Linked DNA regions of Homo sapiens: region 2 is linked to region 1. Evidence: chromatin loops called from intact Hi-C (ENCODE). Cell type or tissue: heart left ventricle. All regions are shown on one strand. Each heading gives the region's core, and the rest is flanking DNA. Links, peaks and the distances in the headings are about the cores only. Region 1 has its middle 79 kb from the start of GIN1. Region 2 overlaps PAM (peptidylglycine alpha-amidating monooxygenase).

What was found. Peaks named below come from ENCODE experiments on the same cell type or tissue, not always from the same donor. Only the 100,000 strongest peaks of a DNase experiment are listed, where the experiment ranks them.
Region 2: it touches region 1 in a loop (4-fold over the local background); 34 of 110 quality-filtered maps call a loop at or near these places.

Annotation. Positions count from the first base shown.
Region 1 is chr5:103,039,625-103,042,455 of GRCh38, reverse strand. No RefSeq gene overlaps it. Among named protein-coding and RNA genes, the nearest start is that of GIN1, 79 kb to the left of the region's middle. RefSeq lists a silencer at 1,057-1,351. In heart left ventricle, for the core only: a CTCF peak has its summit at 1,180 (motif pointing right); no DNase peak of the experiment used is centred there.
Region 2 is chr5:102,779,234-102,782,064 of GRCh38, reverse strand. The region is part of intron 1 of PAM (peptidylglycine alpha-amidating monooxygenase); the gene reads right to left. Among named protein-coding and RNA genes, the nearest start is that of PAM, 25 kb to the right of the region's middle. In heart left ventricle, for the core only: a CTCF peak has its summit at 1,389 (motif pointing left); no DNase peak of the experiment used is centred there; H3K27ac peaks cover 681 bases.

The DNA of each region.
Region 1 (2,831 bases), core at 147-2,646:
ACCTGGAGTTTCTACTGTATCTTTTTTACCATTCCACTTCATATCTTTCTTGTTTTTAGAAGCTCAGTTCTAATCCTATCTACCTCAGTAAATCTTACCTGATATATTAGTGTGTTCTTGCATTGATATAAAGTAATACCCAAGACTGGGTAATTTAGAAAGAAAAGAGGTTTACTTGGCTCACAGTTCTGCAGGCTGTACAGGAAGCACAGTGGCTTCTGCTGTTGGGGAGACCTCAGGAAGCTTTTACTTATGGCAGAAGGCAAAGGCGGAGCAGGAATCTTACATGGTGGGAGGAGGAGCAAGAGAGAGAGTTGAGGGGTGGTGAGGTGCTGCATACTTTTTAACAAGCAGATATCACAAGAACTCTATCACAAGAACAGCACCAAGGGGATGGTGCTAAACCATTCATGAAGGAACCGCTCCCATGATCCAATCACCTCCCACGAGGCCCCACCTTCAGCATTGGGGATTATAATTTGACATGAGATTTAGATGGGGACACAGATCCAAACCATATCACCTAACAATTCCAATCATCGTAATTTTCATTTTTCTGTTCAAATTAATTACTCTCTGTACTGTATAATGTATACTGTTATAAATGGTTCTCTACTCGTTTCTTATTTGCTAGTCATTTCTTTTCAATAAGGCTGTAATTTTTTTAAGGGCAAGAACCATGTTTTACTTATAATTCTGTACGTTACATAGAGCTCATCACAGGGTAGGCTGTGAATGAATATTCATTGCCTAGATGACTGGTTTATTAGTTTAATCAAGAGATAATGCAACCAACTTAGGTCAACATAAATTTAGCCAGGAAGCTAATTAGACAGAAGACTATACAGTAATAGATCACCATTTAACCTTTTTGACAGTCACTGGGTTTTAAAAATATTCCTCCTATTTTTAATACGCAAACCCAGCACACTTTAATTATTTTCTTTTTGGTGTGTTAATAGTGACTCTTTTGGTGAAGAGAATACAGATACTGTCAGCATCTGTGTGACACCTGAGTTGCAGATATTTTAAAATATTTGGATGCTTGGCATAATGTAGACATAAAAACTGAAAGACTGGCAGTATTTTAAATTATTCTACTTGAAGACGGCCATCATCCACTAAATAACACCTATTTTTGAATGCGCAAATCCACACAAATGTTTTATTAAGTTTACCACCAGATGTCAGTCATTCACTGCAATGGTAATAACTACCCTGAAGAACTCTTTATGAAAAATCTATGTATGTGGATATCTCCCTCATCTTTCCTTCCCTCACCGACTCTTCCACTCCTTCTTTCTATGACTGTCAGTCTGTTTATTAATCAATTGTCAATTGATTATCTATTTATTTATGTATTTATAATCCACATATCTATTCTAATCTATCTAAATAATGAAAAGTATATACTAGGTATTTTGAGAAAATAACATCATAAAACATCTAAGTATTTACATATACAATATGAAAGTGACACTAAAATATTTTATACACTGTGATCTGGAATTCAGGCTCTTTTCAGCCCAGTAACTTTGAGACCAATGCAATACTATGCAGCCTTTTTTCAGGACATACTTTCACTTCTCACTTAGAATCTTTGTTTTTTGAAACTTTTATTGGATTCTTATTACTCTGGAATTAAATTCTTACTGGAAGAGCATCAATGACATAATAAGAAAATTATACAATATTTGATTTTTAGATAGGTACTAGGGTGATTTAAAAAGCTAATTTACTACTAAAGAACTATGCAAAGAAAGTTCTCCACTACCAACTTCTACCTACAACTTTTGTTTAAAATTTTTTCTGTTTTCTTGAACATTAACATACACCTTCTGTGATTCCTCATTCTGAACTTTGTCAAATATCTGACTTTACATCCATCACTGAACTTAATGAAGTGAATTTATGCTTTATTTTCCCTTTAGATTGTGAGATACTTGAGGTCAGGGAGCTTAGCAGATATCCATCAATAAACAAATGTTATTTTCTAAACATGAACTGTGGCCGGTCTGTAGTGGATTGTCTGTTACCTACTCAGCAACCGTTTTCTTTTTTCCTACCCAAATTTTGTTTAAGTGGCTAGCACTTCTCCATGGGTAGAGCCATGGGCCATTCTTTGCTATGGATTAGCTCAGAAATGGCCACACAATGCATGTGACCGAAACTGTCTTAGAGGCTTCAAGGAAAAGTTTCCTCTCTTGAAATAGTGAGCTGCAAGGACTAATGGGTAAGTTATTGCATATCTGTTGTCATTTCTGAGAAAGAAAATACTAGTGTTCTTGTGTTTCTGAATCCTTTTGGGGATTGATACAGATTTGGGGTGCATAGGGGAGTCTCTCTCTTTAAATTTTTATAGATATCAACTAGAGACATTTTTATATCACATAGAAAGAACATTCTAGAGAATAAAGCCAACACTGAGGAAAACAGAGCTGTGGGCTGGAGATACAGATAAAGACATAGAGAGAGACAGACACACACACAAGCACACAAAGAGAGAGAGAGAGAGAGATTAAAATTAAATATAAAATTAAAAACTTCCCTTTGAAAGACAAGGCTGAGAGAATGAAAAGGTAGTCCACATACTAAGAAAACATATTTGCAAATCATATGTCTGATAAAGAGCTTTTATCCAGTATTTATATAGAACAATACTCCATTTCCTAGGAATTCAGACTAACTTGAGATTTTATTTCAAGTATAATTTGTTCTTTTCTTTGTTCTGTTCAGTAAAGAAAACACTTTTTTACTTTTACTAACAGCTCTCAGCATATTAACATGTATGAAAAAAACAAGTATGTAAAATGCAGTTACATTCCAATTCC
Region 2 (2,831 bases), core at 151-2,650, 260 kb after region 1:
TCCTTATTCAGTTCAAAGTTTAAGGCTGGAGTAAGTAGTGGACAAGAACACGGATGTGGACTGCAGACTGGCTGTTTTCAGATCGCAGACCAGCCACTTACCCTTACGACCTTGGGCAAGCTTTTTTAAGTTCCTGATGCCTCATTTACATAAGGGAGATGATTATAACAGTATCTGTTTTCATAGGGTTGTTATAAGCATTAAAAACGTGTAGTTCTTAGAAGAGCACGGCTAATCCACAAGAAGCACCATGTAAATTGTTGTTATTACATTAGTATTAAAAATATTTCTGGGCTTAATCTATGAATGCAAGTCCCTGTATATAATAACTGACCTTCTCACTTATTTTTCCTGGCATGCATTCTAAAGATCAAGGTTTTAAAGAAAAATGTTATTTTGTCTTTTATTTCCTATCAAGACTTAGAGCTTGCAGAAAGCTAAAAATATTTTATAAATATAGCCTGGCTGAGCAGCACTGCAATGTGGTAAAAGGAACAGCACAGGGGACACCAAAGCCATGCATTAAAGTCCTGATTCACAACTAAACTGTGAACTGCACTTTAGCATTTAGGTTTTTACTCACTTGTAAAATGAGAAGGTACCCACTGAATTTCTATTACTTCTTACAAAACTAAAATTCTGATTTTGTAACCTTTAACATGAATGTCAAACTTGTCAGAAAGGAATTCAATGAACTCTTACTTGCCAAAGGACCTTCTTGGAATAGTCTTTCTTGAAATTCTAGTTCTCCTATGCTCTCATACTACAAAATTTATCACCCTATACTGTACATAATTTCAACCCTTCTAAAGCCAGGCAATAATATAATCCCAGTGTTAAATGACCCAAAAAAATGAGTAATTATTAAAAGCTTTTCTTACTGGCTTCACCTGGCCCAAAAATGTTAGCAATATCTACAAGTATTGTATGCAATGTTTGCATATTAATCAATACTGTATCATTCTCATGACAGATTTTTGGAGCTGATAGAGATCTCAGAGTAGTGCTTTTAAACCTGGGGCAACTTTACCCTCCAGGAGACATTTGGCAACATCTGGAGTCATTTTTGGTTATCACAACTTGAGGAGTACACTGACATCCAGGGGGTAGAAGCCAGAGATGCTGCTAAACAGCCTCCAATGCACAGGACAGCCCCCACAACAAAGAATTACCTGACCCAAAATATGAAAGGAGAAAGAAAGAAAGAGAGAGAGAGAGAGAAAGACAGAGAAAGAAAGAAAGAAAGAAAGAAAGAAAGAAAGAAAGAAAGAAAGAAAGAAAGAAAGAAAGAAAGAAAGAAAGAAAGAAAGAGAAAGAAAGAAAAAGGTGCTGAGGTTAAGAAACCTGCCTTAGAGCAATGATTTTTCATGGGATGCAGTACTGCCCCCTAGTGTGAGATTCAGAAATCTGGTTGTCAGGGCTGGTGTGGGGAGAGCTGCCAGCAAGAGTAGGCAGGAGTTCAGTCGGGAGGTACACCATGCAATGTGCACGACCTTTTTTTAATGAAGTACGGCACCACATCCTACTTAACTCTCAAATGTCCTACAAATCACATAGGTAATAAATGTCTTTATGATGAGCTAAGCTTACGACCCAAATCCATTTTACATAAAAACACAAGTATTTTTTACATGGTTTAAAACCCCTTATGTTTAGAAATGAAGTTACTACATGAATCAAGAAAGACAATATTTAGTTTTATTTGAAATTTTGCCAAGAATTGCTCATCATTTTGGAAAAATCACATCACCAACAACAATGCCAATGGTGGTACAGTAGTCTTCCCTGATCCTCGGGGCATATCTTCCAACACTCCCAGTAAATGCTTAAAACTGTGGATAGTGCTGAATCCTATATATGCTATGTTCTTTTAAAATTTGATAACCCAGATGGCTAACAGGTGAGGTGGGTAGCATATGTAATGTGGATACAGTGGACAAAGAAATAATTCACATCCTGGGTTGGATGGAGCAGGGGGCACACGTTTTCATCATGCTATTCAGAATGGTGTACAATTAAAAACTTATAAATTATTTGTTTCTGGAACTCTCCAAATTTTTGGACCATAGTTGACCAAGGGTAACTATATTAGGATTCCCTGGAGGGTCAGAACTATTAGGAGATATATACATATATATATGTGTGTATATATATATATATATATATATATATATATATGTATATGGGAGTTTATTAAGTATTAACTTACATGATCACAAGGTCCCACAATAGGCCGTCTGCAGGCGAGGAGCATTGAGAGCCAGTCCAAGTCTCAAAACTGAAGAACTTGGAGTCTGATGTTTGAGGGCAGGAAACATCCAGCATCCAGCATGGGAGAAAAATGTAGGCTGGGAGGTTAGGCCAGTCTCACCTCTTCACATTTTTCTGCCTGCTTTATATTCACTGGCCGCTGATTAGATTGTGCCCACCAGATTAAGGGTGGGTCTGCCTTCCCCAGCCCACTGACTCAAATGTTAATCTCCTTTGGCAACACCCTCACAGGAACAATACTTTGCATCCTTCAGTTCAATCAGGTTGACACACGTATTAACCATCACAGTAAATGAAACCACAGATAAGGGGGGGAATACTTTATCTGAGTGGTCAATATAACAAAGACATCAATCTGCATTTGTAGCTGTCACACATACTGTTATTCTACATATAGGATCAAGCTTTTGAACACTTCATTAGGTCTTATGGTGTAATCATAACTAAACATTTACATATTGAATGAAATACACATTATCTTATTATAAATTACTTATTCCTGTATTGCTCTTTTATATTAAAGTTAGGAATTATATATATACATATATATATATACACAT